Linked DNA regions of Homo sapiens: region 1 is linked to region 2. Evidence: chromatin loops called from intact Hi-C (ENCODE). Cell type or tissue: psoas muscle. All regions are shown on one strand. Links, peaks and the distances in the headings refer to the core of each region. The heading gives the core; the rest is flanking DNA.

Region 1 (10,500 bases), core at 4,079-6,578, 130 kb before region 2:
TGAAGGTGAGAGGGCACATGAAATGGTGTGATGACACTGGATAATAGTATTCACAGATATTTTACTTCTCAGATAAAAGAAACTGCTAATAATTTGAAAAGGAAAGGCATATTTGCTACTGTTGTTTAATATTGTAAAATGTTTGAAAATACTGTCTCCTTTATTCCTAGTCTGGTGTTGAATTGTTTACCATTTTAATAAAAATATGAGAGCTGAGTTGGTAAGAATAAAGACAGCAAGAGAGATAGAAAGAAAGAATAAAAGAAGTGAGCTGGGCGCGGTGGCTCACTCTTGTAATCCCAGCACTCTGGGAGGCTGAGGTGGGTGGATCACCTGAGGTCAGGAGTTCGAGACCAGCCTGGCCAACATGAAGAAACCCTGTCTTTACTAAAAATATAAAAATTAGCTGGGCATGGTGGCACATGCCTCTAATCCCAGCTACCTGGGAGGCTGAGGCAGGAGAATTGCTTGAACCCAGGAGGCAGAGGTTGCAGTGAGCCAAGATCGCACCACTGCACTCCAGCCTGGGTGACAGAGTGAGACTCCATCTCAAAAAAAAAAAAAAAAAAGAAATGAAAAAAAAATAGAAGTATGGGTCACTACTCACAGCTTCACCATTAAAGTAGACTACCTCCATCTCCCCAAATGAGCCTCCCGTTTGTGTTTACCTTGTCAACCATGGAGGACAGCCAAATAAGAACCTTATAACAGGTTGCACTTCATATGCCATGAGTCATGCATCCTCAACAGGGGCTATGTCACCCCCAAGGAAGTGAAAATTGGTTGTGAGTATATGTAATCTTACTTTCTCATGTATAAAGATACATATATATATATATTATATATATAAAACAGATACATAGTTTATATGATATTAAAATTTTGTGGGGGGCAATTAAAAAATGTCTGAAAATGTTTTTTAGAGGGACAACAATAATGAAAACAAATGATTGAGAGACACTGGCTTTAATTGTATCTTCATGCTTTGTAGAGGAGGTAATTTACTTCTGGGTGAAGCTACTTTATCTTAAAGAGCTTGATATTTATACTGCAACACCAACTAGGAAATGACCATTATTGAATGAAGCCAAAATGGTACCATGACTACCAAATGGTGGAGAAGCTTGAGGCAAATGGATAGGCTTCTCAATAGCCTTACTATAAACCCAACAAATATAGCCCCAGATCGACTATTTGTATTGGAAATGAAGTGGTAAGAGGTAAATCATTTTTTGCTTATTTGCAGATTTTTTTTTTTTTTCCCTGAGACAGAGTCTTGCTCTGTTGCCCAGGCTGGAGTGCAGTGGCACAATCTTGGCTCACTGCAACCTCTGCCTCCCAGGTTTAAGCAATTCTCCTGCCTCAGCCTCCCGAGTAGCTGGGATTACAGGCGCACACCACTACGCCCGGCTAATTTTTTTTTTTTTTTTTTGGTAGAGACGGGGTTTCACCATGTTGGCCAGACTGGTCTCAACCTCCTGACCTCGTGATCTGCCAACCTCAGCCTCCCAAAGTGCTGGGATTACAGGCCATTAGCCACCACGCCCAGCCTGCAGATTTTAATTTACAGAATCTATAGTTTCAGGGATACATGTACAGTAGACATTTTCATAACTGACTCTCACTTAATTGACTTGCCAGATTAAGAGGTTCTCCACATCCTCTTTAATGCATCCCGCTGAGGTCCATGGCACTCTGCACACTCTATGTTAGTAGGCTACTCACTGTTATACCCTACGCTTCTGTTCTCTTCAGTTTTATGCTTACTTAGAGTAAACTTGGTTTATTCCCAAATTTATTTATACCAGTTGCATTTGTTACTAAGTTATTATTTAATGAAATAAGAGGTAAGCATATTAATGCAAAAGAAAAGAGGATTATTGTTTCTACAAAACCCAAATTGAATGCTTTAAGAAAGAGTCAACAAGAAAAGTCACAATTTAAATTAAGAACAGTCAGAGTGATTCTATGCTTGTTCCCAGCCATGTTCAAATACAGGTACAGAATAGGCAGAGCATGAAGGAGGTAGAGAAGGTACAGGGAATTAAAGGTGTACCTAATAGGTTAATGAGTATCATGATGAATATTGGACTTTAAGCTGGTTAAGGAGAAAAACAAGAACATGAAGGTCTTGAGAGGTGATGATAAGATGGTAGGCTTTGTCAACTGGAGGGCATTGGGTTATAGTCAGAGTCATCTGAAATATTGCAGATTGTGATTAGAGGATGAAATACTTGAAATTAAGATTATGAAGGGGGTTCAGTTAATGGTAATAATGGTAATGACAAGAAGGGATTAGGTGCTAAAGTGCTGTAAAGGACAACTAAATAGGTGTAAATAAAAAGACAGCAGAGGCCAGGTTATTGGAAGGATACTGAAATCACCAAGAATTACCCCAGGAATGTAATTGGAGGAAGACAATGAAATGGTCAAAGAATAGAGTGTCATGTAATTCAGTAAATGATGTCGGTAAGTGCCAGAGATACTCAGAGAACAGAAAACATCATGTGTTGCCATGGTTGGAAAAGCATCGTGGAGGAATGGGGATTGCATCTGAGGAATCAGGTGGGATAGATGGAGAGGACGGGGAAGGTGTTTTAGGTTATGAGTCACAGAGTGAGCAAAGGCCAAATGGCAGGAAGAAGCATGGTGTGTTTTTGATGTCAGAGAGTGTAGGAAGTATGATGGCTTTGGATTGTAAAAGGTTTGGAATGCTAGACCAAGGTGGTTGAGTTTTTTTTTTTCCACTTTTTCTATAGAAGAGTAATTACTGTTTAGCTGCTGCCTTTTAGAATTCTCTCAATGGGGTAATCTTTTTTGTTTGTTTGTGTCTTAGAGAGACAGGGTCTTGCACTGTCACCCAGGCTGAGTGCAGTGGCTCCATCATAGCTTACTGTAACCTGGGCTCAAGTGATCCTCTCACCTCAACCTCCCAAGTAGCTAGGACTACAGGTGTGCACCACCATGCTTGGCTAATTAAAGAAAAATTATTTTTTAGAGTCAGGGCCTTGCTATGTTGCCCAAGCTGTTCTTGAACTCCTGGCCTCAAGTGATCTTCCTGCCTCAGACTCCCAAAGTGCTGGAATTCCAGGCATGAGCCATCATACCCAGCCTCAATGAACTAATCTTTACTGATGTTATCCTTTGAGTGAGAATTTATTCTTGTATTAAAATTTTAGGTTGTGAGAAATTGCCTTCATTTGTAAACACAGGTCAATAGTCATGCATGTTAAAATATAAAGGGGCAGATGGAAATAGATCAGAAAGTTAGACTATAAAAATTGAGTCTGTATCCAAGCTCACTTAGTGGCTGTATTCTCAGAAGCTTGTGCCTGTTAAACTTCAGATTCTTTATCTTTGAACCCAGATCTTAGAGCTCTTCATCTTAGAATGCCACCCCTTCAAATTTGTGATTTTTTTTTTTTTTTTTGAGACGGAGTTTTGCTCTTCTTGCCCAGGTTGGAGTGCAATGGCGCGATCTCGGCTCACTGCAACCTCTGCCTCTCAGGTCCAAGCGATTCTCCTGCCTCAGCCTCCCGAGCAGCTGGGATTACAGGCATGCACCACCACGCCCGGCTAATTTTGTATTTTTAGTAGAGATGGGGTTTCTCCATGTTGGTCAGGCTGGTCTCGAACTCCTGACCTCAGGTCATCTGCCTGCCTTGGCCTCCCAAAGTGCTGGGATTACAGGCATGAGCCACTGCGCCCAGCTGATTTTTTTTTTTTTTTCTGGAGAACTAAAAGTAAACGGAGTTAATTCTGTCACAACCACTTCCTTTTGACTTTCCATTTAGTATCTATTGATTTGAGAAGAGATATTGAACTCTCACAAGACTCTGTATATAGGGATGATTTGACCAAAGTCTTCTATGTCTTTAGCTAGAACAACATGGAAGGTCAAACTATCAGAAGGCTACTAGATGAGGTGTAATAAAAATAAGGGTAGTTTTTCTGGATGAGACAAATGTGAATTGACATTGGGCTTTGCATGACCTATGTGTCCATCCCCAAAAGGGTCTTCCTGTCATTCTTCATCAGTTATTTCAATCACGGTCCAAGTGGGAAAGAGAAGGCACAGTCAAAAGTTTTATTGAAGAGAAATAGACTTCAACAAAGGGACTCCTTGTAGGGCTGCAGGCAAGATTAAGGGGACTAACAAAGAAGATAAAGCACCTAGGGGACTAGCAATGTTGGGAAGCTGTTACTTCTGCTCCTAGGCCTGCAGGGACAAGGAGAGTGAGTGGTGTTAGAGACCCAGAAAGAACAGTAGCCCTGGGAGAGGGGCATCCAAGAGGAGCTGTGGACATAAGTAGAGGAATGCAACCACTTAGGGAAAGAGTAGACAGAGCAAATACTCTGGTCTCTCTCTCTTTTCACCCTTGAATCTCCTGCAATTGGTGGAGCCCAGCTGGAAGCCAGAAGGCAAGAAAGCCTAGATGAGGCGGTCCAAGGTGGTCAACTCCTGAGAGGCAGCAAAGAAGAGAAGAGCTAAAAATAGATCTGGACAGGCAAAAAGAGAACAACCAACACCCTGTTTTTGTTTTTGTTTTTGTTTTTGTTTTTTTTGAGCCGGAGTCTCGCTCTGTCACCAGGCTGGAGTGCAGTGGTGCAATCTCGGCTCACTGCAACCTCTGCCTCCTGGGTTCAAGTGATTCTCCTACCTCAGCCTCCTGTGTAGCTGGGATTACAGGCACACGCCACCACACCCAGCTAATTTTTGTATTTTTAGTAGAGATGGGGTTTCACAATGTTGGCCAGGATGGTCTCGATCTCTTGACCTTGATCCACCTGCTTCGGACTCCCAAAGTGCTAGAATTACAGGCGTGAGCCACTGCACCCAGCTAATGCCAGTACCCTATTTTTTCGACTGTTAGTCCTCCAGAAATCTGGGTACTTTCAGTTTCTCCCAGGAGCAGCCCTGTATTAAAATTCTGAAAAATTAAAAATCTTAAAAAATACTTCTTGTTATTAAGCCACTGTTAGAGTTTTGGAGAGGGCCCAAGAAACAGAACATACTGGGGAATGATCCAAATGACTGGCAGATGAAAGCCAAAATACCATGTTAGTGATTGGTCAAGTTAGGTTGGAGGAATGGCTTAGTGTAAGGACCTATAAATCTACTAGCCGAGCCCAGAATTCATCAGTCTTTCCTACCCAGTCTCAGATGGCACCAAACCATGTCAGGGAGAGTCTATTCCTGGAGGAAAGTAGAGAGTGTTTACTTTTTTTTTTCTTGAGATGGAGTCTTGCTCTGTTGCCGAGGCTGGAGTGCAGTGGTGCAATCTTGGCTCACTGCAACCTGTATCTCCTGAGTTCAAGCAATTCTCCTGCCTCAGCCTCCCAAGTAGCTGGGATTACAGGCGTCTATCACTGTGCCCAGCTAGTTTTTGTATTTTTAGTAGAGGTGGGGTTTTGCCATGTTGGCCAGGCTGGTTTCAAATTCCTGGCCTCAAGTGATCTGCCTGCCTCAGCCTCCCAAAGTGCTGGGATTACAGATGTGAGCCACTGTACCCAGCCTTGAGTGTTTGCTTTTTGTGGGCAATTGGTCCCCCAGGGGAAGATGGGGAAGAAAGGGGTAGGCCTATTACTCACCAGGGCAAAGCTGGAAGGGTAGAGTCTGGCAAGGGCCCCATGAAGGCAGCTTATGCTCAAGAGGAAGCCGGGTGGGGCTGGGCCACACATACCTATTCTTTCAAAACTTACCAGGCTTTTCTGCTGCTTTGGAGAGGAGTGAATTAAGGGCGTTGGAGGGGATTGCCTTTTCTCCACCACATTTTCTCATTCTTTAGTTCATTCAACTTACAGACTTTCAGGAGTTAGCCACACTATGAAGGCTGGGGATGCAAAGATGAAAAGGATGCAGTTTATCTCTAGATGGTGATACTAAGAACAGCTAACAGTTATTCAAGATGTGCCTTAAAATGGGATGTAGTTTTCACTCATTTGTCTTAAAACATTCACAGGCATCATATTAAACAGATAATTACTAACTTTTACAGATGGAGACACTGAGGCTTGGAAAAGTTAAGGGACTTGCTTAAAGTCACAGAAATTAGTTAATGGCAGAGCTAGGATTCAAATCCAGGCAATCTGGCTCCGGGGCTAGTATTCTTAACTCTTTCCCATGTCACAGGCCAATGCTGGAGACAGGCCTGTGAGCAAATAATTACAGTGTAATGAATGAGGTAAGTGCTAATGGAGGGACATATACCGTGCTAAGGGAATGAAGGAAGGAGTGACTAAGGTTTTGTGTAGGACATTTGTGCAATTTCCCTTGCCCACTGCCAGAAATGAACAAAGCAGAGTCTTTTCGGGGCATGCTTTATTTTGCTATACGTGGATGTAGATATAGAGCTCAATTCATGTTGCCTTGCTGCCCCTCCCAAACATAACAACACTTAAAATAATTTCTTCCTGACATCCTGGACCCCCTCCAAGAGTTTGTCCCAGCTTTTGGACAAGGCAGAAACAGGAAAAGGATGTCCTAATGTTCCCTGACCAGAGACCTAAATTGGAATTTGGAAGAGTTTCGTAATTAAAATCATTGTTAAGATTTTATTGTCCTGTACCCTGTAGTGTGTGTGTGTGTGTGTGTGTGTGTGAACATTATATATCAGCCACCACACATGTACTATATACAATCACTAAAATCAACTTTTGTGAGATTGCTTAAATCTCAAAGTTTCTATAGTTTGTAGATCTATGTTTAGAAGATATTTTGTTTTTTCATAAAGGAGAATTAATATTTTTCAACTCAAATACTTTTTTTGCTATGACTTAATCATAATTTGGTAGTAATATATCACAATTTCTGCTAATAACGCAAAAACAAACTCACTTCTGTTTCATTCTCTCTCAATAGAAATTGTTTCAGTTTGGCCCCCTATACTGATTCATTTCTCAGCTGATCTTTGAGATATTGAACATCCATACCTTTGGTATTTTTATATTACTTGATATTAGAGCGTCATTGAATTCATTTGAACAGACTAGACACCATAAACAGGTGCTGTCTGCCGCCGCCAAGTGATGGCCTATTCATGCCAGGATATTAAGCATATCCTGCAGTTTGGTAAACAGAAGGTGGGATTCTAATCCATTCAGTATGGAGCCCCTCGTTCTTTCCTCTGTAGTGAAGGAAAATCTCTGGGAAGTCCCTGCTCAGGAATTCTCTATAGCTTTAGCAGTTAGTGAGTCTCATTCCAAAATGACCCAAGAAGAGGGCTGGATCAATTACCCCCAAGCTTCCTGTTGACATAACCTATTTCTTGGAGTGACCTCAGAAATCCACACAAAAGTTCCAAGTTGCCATGTAGCCCCTTTCTTTTACTTTACTCCTTTTGGGTTTCAGCGTTGGAGAAACCCTCTCTCCTTTCCAAAGCTGAAACTGCCTGGGAGCTTTGAGTCTCTGACTCACTACTAGATTGCTCACCTATCAGGGCCATAGAGAAGACAGAGTGAGACAAGGACATTCTTACACCATGGAATAACCTCTGGGGCTTATGGTCATCAAAGCAGAGTCTTTGGTCTACAGGAAAAAGGTAACACTCTTAGACCCAGCAGAGGCATCAGCAAGGGAGTTTCCCAGGGGGAGGGACAGCCCTGCTTACTCAACTGGTCAGGGGTTACTACACACAGTAGCTCTACTCTCACAGCCTTTCCTTGCTTAGGCATACCAGTGTGTCATGATGGTGCAGCTAGTCTGATAAATGGAGCAGTTTTGGAGGGAGGCACACTGCAATAGCTTTGCAACAAAAGAGTCTATGTCTCGTCCATCATTCAAAGGAGTTATCTGAAAATTGATGACTGTAGCAAACTACTGGCTATCCCCCAAATCAATCCTTTTTTTTTTCTATAGTAACAGAATTCCCAACATGTAGCTGAGAACAGCCATGGCCATATAGGTCTGAGGTCAGCAGAGTTACACAATAGAAGGCACCTGGGTTCCAGACCCTTGGGCTGCCATACTGATCCTGGACTGCTTAGTTCCAGATTGTTAGATGAGACAGGGGAAACCATCTAGTGTACCTAAACTGCTATTATTTTGGGTCTCTGTCAAGGAGGTCAAGCCTTTATCCTAATTCAGTGACTTTGGATTTCAGTAGAATAGAGTCAATGTTAGTTGAGAACATGGTGTCATTACCCCAAGTCACCTGTTTTCAACAGGTAGCCTTACTTCTCTCAGAGATAGGTTCTTGGGACACTCTGCAGTTTCCACTGAGGGTGCAGCCTTTTGGGGACTACTATAGAGATGATTTCTCCTGTCTCATCTAAAAATCTCGACCTAAGCAGCCCAGGTCTAGTATGGCAGCCCAAGGATCTGGAACCCAGGTGCCTTCTATCATGTAAATCTGCCAGTCCATATGGCCTGCCTCTTCCCTTTAAGGATACAATCCAGAAATGGCATCACTTATGCTTACATAGAGAAAGAAAGGGCTATGATATTAGGCCTCAGAAAAGGGAGTGGAGATCTAGACTTTTCACTTCAACTCAAAAATCCTGCCCAAGACTGATACTTACTCCTTTAAACATTGCCATATTTCTCCGGCACACCCAATGATTGACGTCTGAAAGAGCAGCAGCACTTTCTCAGACATGACTACAGTGTTTAAATGTGTTGCTAGGGCATCTGTGGAATTTTCATATTCTATCTTGGGAAAGAAATCTGATAGTTCTTTGATGCTACATTCTTCTCTAGCCAGAAATACAAGGAAACCACTGTTTGCTGTGACATTTTGGCAGAACTCTGAAGTGTGGTCTGGATCTGGGAACCCACAATCCAAGAATAAGGCACCATTTACGTACAAAATTGTTGAATTTGGATGGAAACTAGGTTCAGCCATACTTGTGAAGCCACTGTCTTGCAGGGTCAAAAAGAGCTTATTTTTCAAGTAAGTGTGTTTCACTGTTTACTGGTGACTACCAAAATAATTATTTCCTGTGTGGGTCAGTAAGAGTGAGGTAATCTCAAGGAAAATGTTCCATTGTGCTTACTGGGCTGGGCAGCGCAGCAGCTCCAGACATTCTCTTAAAGCAACAGTAATTGCGTTGAATGGTAAAGTCTGGTTCATATGCCCCTGGGAGGGAGATTCATTTTCTCTTTGATACTCTGAGGATCTTGTGAGAGACAGCAAATGTGAATATATACATACATCTACACATACACATGAACATATCTGTGGGTGTGCTTAGCAGGTTGGTTCATTTAAATAGTTTTATAGATATTTTAGAAAGGTAGTTCTTTATGAGCCAGGATAATGTGCTCTGCTTCTCTCAATGTGAAAGTAGAACCTCACCTTGTGCAAGTTGTCATTGGTTTCCTTGTCTGTTACGAGCCACTTGAGGGTAATGCTTTGTCTTTGTCTTCCCAGCCCATACTAATGGGCCTATCACTGAGTAAAATTCTCATTAATCACTTGTTGGATGAATGAATGGCTTGCAAAGGAAGTGAATTGCAGGAAGGTGACTACCACCCAAAAGTTGACTTGTACCATGACACTGACATGAGAGAGTTTGCCCGAAGGAGTGCTTAGCCAGCCAGGATTGGAACATCATTGAGGTGCCAAACTCCATGGTTCCAGAGATTAAACAGCTCTGTGCTTCATATCACCATCTTTCCTGGAATAAGAATTATCCACCCCAGTTGTTAGATTCTGGCACAACAAGTAGGGTGAATTGTGGCAGCTGGATCAACAGGTGACAGACAAACTAGGCCAAATGAGATATCACTTCTGGTCCATAAAATAGAGAGATGCTTTTGAATATTCGATATTTCACCCAGCTCACTACCTTCCACGACTGCTCTCATGTAGGAGCCAAGAGTGTACATTGTATATTATAGAAAATATTCCCCTATTATAAGAGGGAATACTCACTATTGATTAATCCACTTACCAAATTTTTGTTGAGTGCCTGCTATGTGCCAAGCATTGTATTGCTGCTGGAGTACACAGGTGGACAAACCAGACGTGGTTCTTGCCCTTAAGAAGCTCAGCCTTTGGCTGGGTGCGATGGCTCGTGCCTGTAATCCCAACACTTTGGGAAGCCAAGGCGGGTGGATCACATAAGGCCAGGAGCTTGAGACCAGCCTGGCCAACATACTGAAACCCCATCTCTACTGAAAAATACAAAAATTAACCAGGCGTGGTGGCACACTCCTGTAATCCCAGATATTCGAGAGGCTGAGGCATGAGAATCACTTGAACCAAGGAGGTAGAGGTTGCAATGAGCTGAGATTGCGCCACTGCACTCCAACCTGGGCAACAGAGTGAGACTCTGTCTCAAGAAAAAAAAAAAAAAAGTTCAGCCTTTAATGGAAGAGTCAGACAAATAAACAAAATACATAAAATAATTATGTTTTATGTGGCCAGTTATGAAAAATAAACTAGATATTGAGGTAAGGATGAAATGGAAGTACATAGGGGGTGAGAAATAACTGTCAGGAGGAAGGAAAAGGCCTGGGATGAGTAAAGGGGAAGAACATTTTAGAGGAAAAAAACT
Region 2 (10,500 bases), core at 3,410-5,909:
CTCCCCTAGGAAGTAGAGGAAAAGTTCTTTTTTTTTTTGTGACACAGAGTCTCCCTCTGTTGCCCAGGCTGTAGTGCAGTGGCGCGATCTCTGCTCACCGAAACCTCCGCATCCTGGATTCAAGCAATTCTCCTGCCTCAGCCTCCTGAGTAGCTGGGATTACAGGCATGCACCACCATGCCCGGCTAATTTTTTTGTGTGTTTTTAGTAGAGACAGGGTTTCACCATATTGGCCAGGCTGGTCTGGAACTTCTGACCTAGTGATCTGGCCGCCTCGGCCTCCCAAAGTGCTGGGATTACAGGCATGAGCCACTGAACCCGGCCAAGGAAAAGTTCTTGATGAACATCCTCTTGAAGACTATTTTGAATAGGTAATACTCCACATTGTATACAATTCGAGTATAAAAGTACACAGTGAAAAGTGTAAGTCTCCTTTTCTCACCACCCACGTCTGTCTTCTGCTGCACTTTCTTGTATATCCTTTCAGAGACAGTACAATGGTGTTGAGTGTGCGTGTGTGTGTGTACATATTGTACAGGTAGGTATTACATATGTATACATATTACACATACAGTTAATATATATGTGTATGTATGTGTGTACACATACATATTTATGTTTTTACATAAATTGCCCCACACAAGCAGTAGCATATAATATATTGTGCTCCTTTTACAAATGTATCTTGGGGAACTTTTTATATTACTGCATGTAGCTTTGCCTCAGTTTTTAAAATGGCTGCATAGCACCCAATTTAATGGATGCACAACAATTTAACAGATCTTTTAAATTGTTTAAAAATATTTTTCTTCTGAACTAAGTATTTTTGTGCATGTGTTATTGAGAGCATTACAGGAATCTGTAGGGTAAGTGCGTAGGAATAGAATTGCTGGGTTGAATGACACATGCATCTGAAATATTGATAGATAGTGCAGAATTTCCTGGACCTAACATACATTCCTATGGGATTGACCATTAGGAGGCCAAAGAACGGAAGTGGAGGGGTAGGGAGTAGAAGAGGAGGGTGGGGCAGTGAGGCCTGGAATAGCAGACATCAAGATTCTGGTGGCACAGTTCCTGCTGAGGACAAGGTCCAGGGTGTGCCCGCACCAGGAAGTGGGTGGCATGGGGCACAGTGCAGGCGAAGGTCAGTGAAGCAGAGGAAGTTAAAGAGCTGTGAGTTGGTGGGTGACTCACCCCGGTGATGTCAGCTAGTTTATGCTGGTGAGCTCTTCATCAGAACTGGAGAAATGTGGTTAGAGAAACCTTCAGCTTCTCTTTAAATCTAGCAGGGAAGAGCCAGATGCCTCCCAGTCCATTGTCTACCCTGAGGAGCAGAGAAAAAACTCTTCACACTTTCACTCTCTGAGGAGAAAGCACGTCAATCAAAATGGCTGCCTCAGGGGACCCACCATGATGTCTCCATTTTTTATGATGGCATCTGTGGCACCGGGACAGGCAGGGCTGTTTCTGCAGATCCTCCAGCTTCGAATGAATTATGCCTGTGGACAACTCATTTCACATCTCGGGTCCTCTAAGTGTTTCTGACATTGTCAGAACAACCCTGGTCTGGGGCACCTCTTTCTTGATAATAAAACCAATAGCAACAATGACAGCAGTAGCGGTTAACATGCTGAATAATCAGTTAGGGGTTGTGTTCAGCCGCAGGTAGCAGAAACCTGAAAAACACTGGTTTAAATCAGAGACGAGTTCTCATTTCCCTCAGGTACCATGAAGTTCAGGGATAAGCATCCCATGAAAGGTATAGCAGTTTCGCACTGCCTTTTGTGTCAGGAGCCTCTGTTTCTGCTCTGCCTCTCTAGTGTTGACTTCCGTCCTCCTAGACGGTGGCTGGAGTCCTAGCCATTGTGCCTGTTTCATGCTGGAAGAAGGAGGTAGGGGTCAAAGGCGAAAGGGAGCATGACGGATGAATTGACATCTCCCGCTCCTACCTTTTAATGAACTGTCCCAGAAACCCCACTCAAGCACTGGAAGCTTACATCTCGCTGGACAGCTTATAGTCATGTGGCCACCCCTATCTGCAGGGAGCCTGGGAAACAGATTTTTAGCCGTGCTCATTGCTGTCGCCACCAAATCAAGGTTCTGTTAATAAAGTAAAAGAGGAGAACAGATATTGGCTAGGTAACTGGCAGGGTCTCCCAGATGTCCCAGGCACTTCACATTTTTTAAAAGTTGTATTTTATTTTTTACTGTGGTAAAATATACATAACATAGAATTTACCATTGTAACCATTTTTAAATGTACAGTTCATTGGCATTACATATATTTACAATGTTGTGCAACCATCACCATTATCCACATCTCAAATAGTACACTGTACCTGTTAAACAGTAACTCCTTCCTCACTGTCCTGGCTCTCAGACACTGGGAACTTCTCTACTTTCTGTCTCTATGAAGTTAGTACCTCATGAAAGTGAACTCATACAGTATTTGTCCTTTTGCGTCTGGCTTATCTTGCTTAGCATAGTATTTCCAAGGTTCATCCAGGTTGAAGCATGTATCAGAGCTTCATTCCTTTTAATGGCTGGATTACATTCTATTTTATAGATATATCACATTTTGTCTATCTATTCACCTGTCGGTAGACATTCGGGTTATTTCCAGCTTTTGGCTCTTGTGGATACGCTGCCAGGAATGTTGGTGTACCAGTATCTGTTTGAGCCCATGCTTTCAAGTCTTTTGTGTATATACCTAGAAGTGGAATTACTAGATCTTGTGGTAATTCTGTGTTTAACCTTTTGAGGAGCTGCCAGTTGCCCTTTACATTTTGTATTTTATGTTGTTTTTACAGACTTGTAGTTGTTGAAGCCAACGTTGGAACTGATCTAGAGGGGCTGCCTCCTCTGGATCCAGGTGACTCTCTAGCTGGTTGATGCTGCCCACTGTATCTATTCAGGGATTTCTGTTCAATATATGCTGAAGTGAGCTGGATGGAATTATCCCTATTTTAGAAATGAGAAACAAAAATAGGAGGCTAAGCCAGCGATATACCCCACTCTACCCTTGGTAACCAGAGCTCCACTAATCAAACTTCTGGCTCTGCCCTTAGGAAGGCTCACCAAGTGCTTGTGGGCAGTCTTATTGGGCCTGTAGTCGATTTCTTTGATCAGTCTGGACTTGTAAAGACCACACCATGAGGTTCCAGACAGTAGCTATTTCCATTCCCATGCTCACCCTCAAACCAACCTGTCACAAATTCAACAGGGAGAGAGAAGATGAACTTTGTTCATTTTGGGCCCCTGTGATAGTTCAAAGTGAGACTTATCATAGTGGTTAAGAACATGGCAGACAGAGCCAGGTGGCTTGAGCTCAAATCCCAACTCTACTGTTTTCTGTGTGACCTTCATTGAAATTATTAAACTTCTCTGTGCTCAGCTTCCTCATCTGTAAATTGGGGATTAATAACAATGCTTTTGCTTAGTTCATATGGTTGTTGTGAGGATTACCTGAATTAACATGTAGAAGCAAGTACTTTAGGAAGGTACCTGCACCCTGGAAGTGCTCTGTAATGGGGGGGTCAAGGTAGTAGTGTTGACATTTTGATTATACCTAAGAAATGGAAATTCTCTCTCTTTCTCTCTCTCTTTTTTTTCTTCTTTGAGACAGAGTCTCACTCTGTCACCCAGACTAGAGTGTAGTGGCACAATCTCAGCTCACTGCAACTTCCGCCTCTTGGGTTCAATCGATTCTCCTGCCTCAGCCTCCCCAGTAGCTGGGACTACAGGCGCGTGCCACTACACCTGAATAAAATTATCTTAACAATAATAGTTAATAGCAAAGTGACCATGGATCACCACGGAAACTTTGGAAATTAGAAAAAAAGAAAAAAAAAGGAACCAATTTAGGAGGACACACATGAATACATGGGGAAGCACAGCTGGATGGGTTGAAAATTCATTGGACCATTTTGGCCCAATGTCACAGGCTAGAAAATGCTAGCCACTTGGCATCTAAATTTGTTTCACTTCTGAATTGAGTGCATGGCACCATTGTGAGGATTCATTAAAGCAAAGATCAGGCTTGATAAACTCTTATCACTAAACAAATATAATCAAGACTTAGAGCTATAAACTGAAGTAAACCCTGCAGCTCTGATAGTCACTGCCCAGACTGATTTGGTGTTTGTGGCCAGGTCTTGGCACTAAAACTGAGGGAGACTGTGGAAAACATGGAGGGAGTTCAGAGGCCAAGGACAGACATGAGGAAGAGTTGGAATTCTTATTTATTTATTTAGAGATAGGGTCTCGCTTTGTGGCCCAGACTGGAGTGCAATAGTGTGATCATAGCTCACTGCAGCTTCAACCTCTTGGGCTCAAACAAGCCTCCTGCCTTAGCCTCCTGAGTAGCTGGGACCACAGGTGTGTGCCACCATGCCCAGCTAATTTTTTTATTTTTATTTTTTGTAGAGATGGGGTCTTACTACGTTGACCAGGCTGGACTTGAACTCTTGCTCTCAAGTGAATTGCTTGCCTTGGACTCCCAAAGTACTGGGATGACAGGCATAAGCCACGGTGCCTACCTAGTTGGGATTCTAATGTAGTGCATGTGTACCAGATGTCGCTCACTGAAGATGGGACTGGGATGATTGCACCAGGATGTGAGGAATTGGGCTAATTTTCATATAGCATGGAATTTAAAATGCCAGAAAGTGTTTTTGAAAATGGTGAAATCTGAGTCCTCCTCTATGATTATCCAACTGTAATAGGGAAGTGGAAGCTACACTACCAGTACGGCGGTTGTTGCAAAGATGGATGGACGCGAAGCTCCCGCCGTGAGCTGTTTAGACCTGATTCTGTGAGGTCTGGAACTAGGTATTTACTTAGCAGTCACCTTCTGCCATCTATGGGTTTATATGTTTCATTGCAGTTACAGGGGAGTAGGCTGTGATACCATCAGACACAAAGCTGATGTTTTTGTTAAACTAGTCACACCTCCTCCTTTTTGTCCACAAAAGCCATTTTTCATTTTTTCAGTATGTTTGTTTTCGTTTTTGGTAGATAAAACACTTTTTGTGATGATAAATAATTATTTCTTTGGAACAAGGGGGGAAATTTGTATTGAGACATGCATGAGGAAGGACCTGGGTGCCTGGATTCCATTTGTTAAAGTGTTTTTAATAGCCAGGAAATTCTTCCCTCTGCATTAAAAGACGAAGCCATCATTTTGAAATATCCTGTGAGGCTTGCATTTTCCCTCAGGTTACAGGAAAAGGGGACCAGGAATTGCAGTGATTTCTGCTTTCTATTGTTCTAATGCTTTATTTTTAGCATCAACTAGGGTAGGGAAAGCCACTGATTGTGACAAAGGAAACCGGGAAGTGCTGTGAAGGGCAGGACAGATAGGTGGGCAGTAGACATAGGAAATCAGGGAGGACTTTTTAGAGGGAATGAGGTGGGCTCTGGGTTTGAAAAGAAATGAAAGTCACAGGAAGAGGGGATACGCTGCTGGAAAGGACCACCTAGGTGCTCCTTATGTTCTGTGTCTGCAGTTCAAGAGAGTTTCATGCAGAAAGAGGACACAGTTTCCCACAAGGCTGCCTCATAGCTAGCTTCTTTCCTTTGAATCTCCATGTCTATTTCACCTGCCTGTTTCCATGCTAAGCTCCCTCTCCTTCTCTCTGGTTCAACCACACGAGTCTCTTTCGGTTTCTGGAAAGCACTGTGGTCTCCATCACTAGGGGCATTTGCATCTATTGCCTGCTCCGCTAGAAACTCTCTGTGCCCTGGGAACTCCTCTCCATTCCTTATATCTCAGCTTAAAACTCACTTCCTCAAAGAGGCGTTGCCCATTCCCTTGGATTGGCTCTACGTGCCATGCATCATATTCATACTTTTCAGGAGCTCAGATTCCGTGTCCAACATCAGCCTTCTTTCTATTGCAAGTACGGCACTGTGCCTGCATCCCCCTTATCCAGGAAGAGGCACCCATTGGAGGAGTCAAGAGGGGAAAACAGTAACAAAACTGTACCTATTCCATTATTAAGTTTTCTGTGGAGGTTTATTTTAGAAGCTAGGCTAAAGGTGACCAAATGTGCCAACTCACCAACTCATGGTAGAGTTGAGGGATAGAATACTGTGGGTGTCATTTTCCCAGTACAGCAATGGACTTGGCCCCTGTTTTCTGATTCCTCCCTGGTCCTGTGGGGACAGGAGGGGCAGCACTCTGGGATGCAAGCTCTGTCTTTCCTCCTACCCCCAAGGGTGGAGTAGGATGGTGATTGTGCAGAGAATCATATGGCTGGAGCATGACAAGACCACTAAACTCAGGAAAAAGGGAAGGAGACTTTTCTCCTTCCATTACTTGGGATAAGCTATTTCCCACAGTGCAAGGACGAATTGGAAAGATTAATTATGGTCGCAGTACAACCCTTCAACTTCTTTTTTTTTTTTAATTTTGAAGAAGAGAAATAGAAAAAGTAATCCAAGAGGCTAATTGGGCTGCAGTATTTGGGGAGAATTAGAGAAGATGAGTCCTGGAGAGATGGGTAAGGATCAGGGCTGATACAGAATGCACAAAGCGGGGTCTGGAAGGAGTCCTGGGTTTCAGCTTCTGCGATGTGCTAAAGTGGGGTAGCACAGCTGTCAGGGGACACCTAGCTCAGCTGTTGGTGTCAAGATGGTCCTGGAAAACCACTCCAGAGTTTTCCAGAGAACTGTTGCCTCACATGGCCCTTGGCCATGTGAGTGTCTTGTCAGCACGATTTGAGGTTCATGAGAGAATTGCTTTTGGTTGCCAGCAAGAAGCACCTGGTTCTGCAAAGCTAGGACAAAAATAGGAACTGGCATAGAGGCAAGCCTGGTCATTTGACTCCTGATTGACCGAAGAGATTTGAGAATGACCCAGGGGAGGGGAGGAAGCTAGGTCTTTATGGCTGTACCACGGTAATAGTAGGTTTCCTGGGGGATGAGGTCAAGGAATAAGAGGGGTCACTGACACCCCTGTAAGTTTGAGAAAACCTTCATAAGCTCAGGGGAGTTGCTCATGCTATACATACACAGTTGGCTAAAATCTTTGAATCCAGTTTGGCTAGCACCATGATCATCAGTTTGACAGGAGAAAATCCCAAGCATTTGTATTTAGGAATATATACTGAGTTTTTACTGATCATATATTTCATGGCTCCCTTGAGGAAAACCTTTCATGATAAGATAGCAGGTAATATTCTAAAGCCCTCCCTTACTAGTAACTCAAGATTTGAACCCTTGATGTCTTCTCTTAGGAGCTCCCTTTGGGAGCCTGCGCAAGTCAGTGGAGAAGAGCGCTGACCTGGAAGGAGGGAGTCTGGGTTCCATTCTCAAACTTACCACTCAGTAGCTATATCCATGAGCAAGCCACTTCACCCATCTGGAACCCAAGTTCCTCACTATTAGATGAAGCAGCTAATGTTCCTCCCACCTCTAATGTTCTATAATTCTCTGATCCAGTAACTGGAAGCCGTGGTGCAGCTTGGTGCTGGAGAACAAATAGAGGCATTCCTCCTGTTATGAAGTGAGTTGTGTCCTCCCCATCCCTCAAATCAGTATGTTGAAACCCTAAGCCCCAGCGTGTCTCTATTTGGAGACAGGGCCTTCAGAGAGGTAATTAAGGTTAAATGAGGTTCTAAGTGTGGAACCCTAATCCAATAGGACTCATGTCCTTGTAAGAAGAGAAAGACTTTGGGAGGCCGAGATGGGCGGATAACCTGAGGTCAGGAATTTGAGACCAGCCTTCAACATGGTGAAACCCTGTCTCTACTAAAAATACAAAAATTAGCCGGGTGTGGTGGTGGATGCCTGTAATCCCAGCTACTCAGGAGGCTGAGGCAAGAGAATTGCTTGAACCCGGGAGGTGAGGTTGCAGTGAGCCAAATCGCGCCATTGCACTACAGCCTGGGTGACAAGAGTGAAACTTCGTCTCAAAAAAAATTTAAAGAAAGAAGACAGGTACACACAGGAAAGAGCATGGGAAGACACAGTGAGAAGGTGGCCATCTGCAAACCAAGGAGAAACCCCTCACTAGACAGCACCCCAGTGGCAAGTTCACCTTGGATTTCTAGTCTCCATAACTGTGAGAAGATACATTTCTGTTGTTTAAGCCAGTCAGCCTGTGACATTCTGTTAGGCAGCCTGAGGAAACTAACATACCTCCTCATCCCTCAAACACTGGACTATGACTTATTGGTCTGTGGCCTTTGGGGGTGTTTGCATTTAACTTTCTCCATTGGCAAAGGCATAGCAAAGTAAATTGGCTCCTGGAAAAGCAGGCACTCTACTGCTTTGGAATTTATGGAGTGGAGTCATGGATGTTTCTGAGGTGTTTTCTCTAACTCTAACCAATTTTCTAACATGAGCTTGGTGTCCAACAGTTCAATTCAATTCCGAGACTGTCTACCTGATGTTACTATCAGCTCCCAAAGTTAAAGGGCTCGGTCCCACAAGACTGCTGCCATCTCAGATACCAGTTGCAAATCCCAGGTCATGCGTACTTCTGACTGACTGGCTATAAATTGGGGGTTCCCATGACCTTCCTCCTCAAGTTTGGTAATTTGCTGGAATGGCTTACAAAACTCAGGAAAACATTTTATTTATGTTTAGTTGATTGTTATAAAAGATACAATTCAGGAACAGCCAAATGGAAGAGATGCATAGGGCAAGGGGTAGGGTATATGTGGAGTGGAGTGTTCATGCCCTCCCACGGTGCTCCATCCTCATGGCACCTCGATGTGGTCACCCGCCCAGAAAGCTCTCCAAACCCCGTGGCTCAATAGTTTTTATAACCCAATCTCTAGCCCCCCCACCCTTTCTCCAGATCATGTCCAATCTTGAGGTGGTCCTCTTGTACCAGTGTGGAGGAGCCTGTGGGGTTACTTTCTGAGCAAAAACTGGGCTTGGAAACCTTAAAAATACATCGTTATTGACTAAATAAGTTTTCGGAGAGTTCTGCCAGAATATCTTGGTTGCGGGGCCCTGTGTAGACGTGGGCAGCTGTGGGGCAAGTGGATGGAGGCGACTGCTTTCCAGAAGGGAAGGTCTACACTGTCACCCCAAAACCCCAGATCACAGGATTTTGTACAGCATTGAGCTTCTGTGTCTCTTCCTTGGGAGTTGCCTATCTGGGACTTGGCAGTGCTTGGACAGGAAGTGGTCTCATGCTAATAACTGGTACAAGGACCCGTGGAGGAGGAGCAAGCAAGCTGGACACCAAACATAGGGGGTGCCTGCGGGGAGTCTGAGGGACCTGCAGGCCCAGAGTAACAGCAAACATGAGGATCAGAGGACTTGAACTGGACTCTGAGCTTCCTGTGAGGCCGCAGCAGAGCTCGTCCGGGATTTCTTGGTGGAACAAGATATTAACATTACACAATGGGGTGGAGAAGGCGGGGTCAAAGACAGATGTCAGTGCCTGCAAACACACTGTGCCTGGCCCTGCTGAGAGGGTCACGTGTGTGCCAGGCTGGTTCCAGGCTCCGCCATCCACACTCCCAGGGTCTGTGGTGAAATCGAATTTATTCTCATTCTCATCATTAGAAGTATGTCTAATTTAGAAAGAAGCCACATTGAACTCTGACTCCTGTTGTCCCCTCAAAGCTGTGTGTTAAGCAAATCGGCATAAAGGATTTTCTTCTCTTTTACCTGGCACTGGGACATCTACATCAGAGTTCATAATGTCACTCCAAAGGCACTTGCTGAGAAATCTTGAAGGTGAAGAATTTTTCTGAATTTTCCAAGAAACAGATTTTTTAAAGAATAGGCACATCTTATCTTCTGTTTTTGAAAGTTTGTAATCTATAGGCCAGATACAAATTTTCTGTATCTAGAATACTTGATTTTTTTAGATTGGGAATTTACAAGAATGCATGGGTATATTTTATCTATGTAAATAAACTCTAGGCTGGGCACAGTGGCTCACGCCTGTAATCTCAGCACTTTAAGAGGCAGAGGGGTGCGGATCACCTGAGGTTAGGAGTTCAAGACCTGCCTGGCCAGCATGATGAAATCCTGTCTCCACTAAAATACAAAAATTGGCTGGGCATGATGATGCATGCCTGCAATCCCAGCTACTCGAGAGGCTGAGGCAGGAGAATTGCTTGAACCTGGGAGATGGAGGCTGCAGTGAGCCAAGATGGTACCCCTGCACTCCAGCCTGGGTGACAGAGTGAGACTCTGTCTCAAAAAAAAAAAAAAATTCAAAAAAGAAAATAAACCCTTTTCATATACTTTGGAAGCATTTTTTAAGAACAAAATTACATTGCTAATAAAAATATTTATTGTGAGAAGTTTCAAAAGAATGTAACACTTGGAATTAATTGAAGTACTGTTTGAGCATGTACTATGACATTTTTATAAATGTAGAGATACTGAGGCCTGCATCTAATTCATATCTGAATCCTTAAAAAAAATCCTGCTTGCTACTCTGTAGGTGATACATTCTTGCTAAAATTCTGTTGAATTAATTTCTCAAAAGTAAATAGTCGGAGCCACTTATTTGAATACCTCTAG

Evidence for each region. Peaks named below come from ENCODE experiments on the same cell type or tissue, not always from the same donor. Only the 100,000 strongest peaks of a DNase experiment are listed, where the experiment ranks them.
Region 1: it touches region 2 in a loop (2.8-fold over the local background); 17 of 110 quality-filtered maps call a loop at or near these places.

Annotation. Positions count from the first base shown.
Region 1 is chr2:203,676,564-203,687,063 of GRCh38, forward strand. No RefSeq gene overlaps it. Among named protein-coding and RNA genes, the nearest start is that of CD28, 25 kb to the right of the region's middle. RefSeq lists an enhancer at 7,517-7,566. In psoas muscle, for the core only: no CTCF peak of the experiment used is centred there; a DNase peak (open chromatin) is centred at 5,308; H3K4me3 peaks cover 480 bases; H3K27ac peaks cover 2,500 bases.
Region 2 is chr2:203,810,620-203,821,119 of GRCh38, forward strand. No RefSeq gene overlaps it. Among named protein-coding and RNA genes, the nearest start is that of CTLA4, 52 kb to the right of the region's middle. RefSeq lists an enhancer at 577-1,776. In psoas muscle, for the core only: a CTCF peak has its summit at 4,867; a DNase peak (open chromatin) is centred at 4,792; H3K27ac peaks cover 714 bases.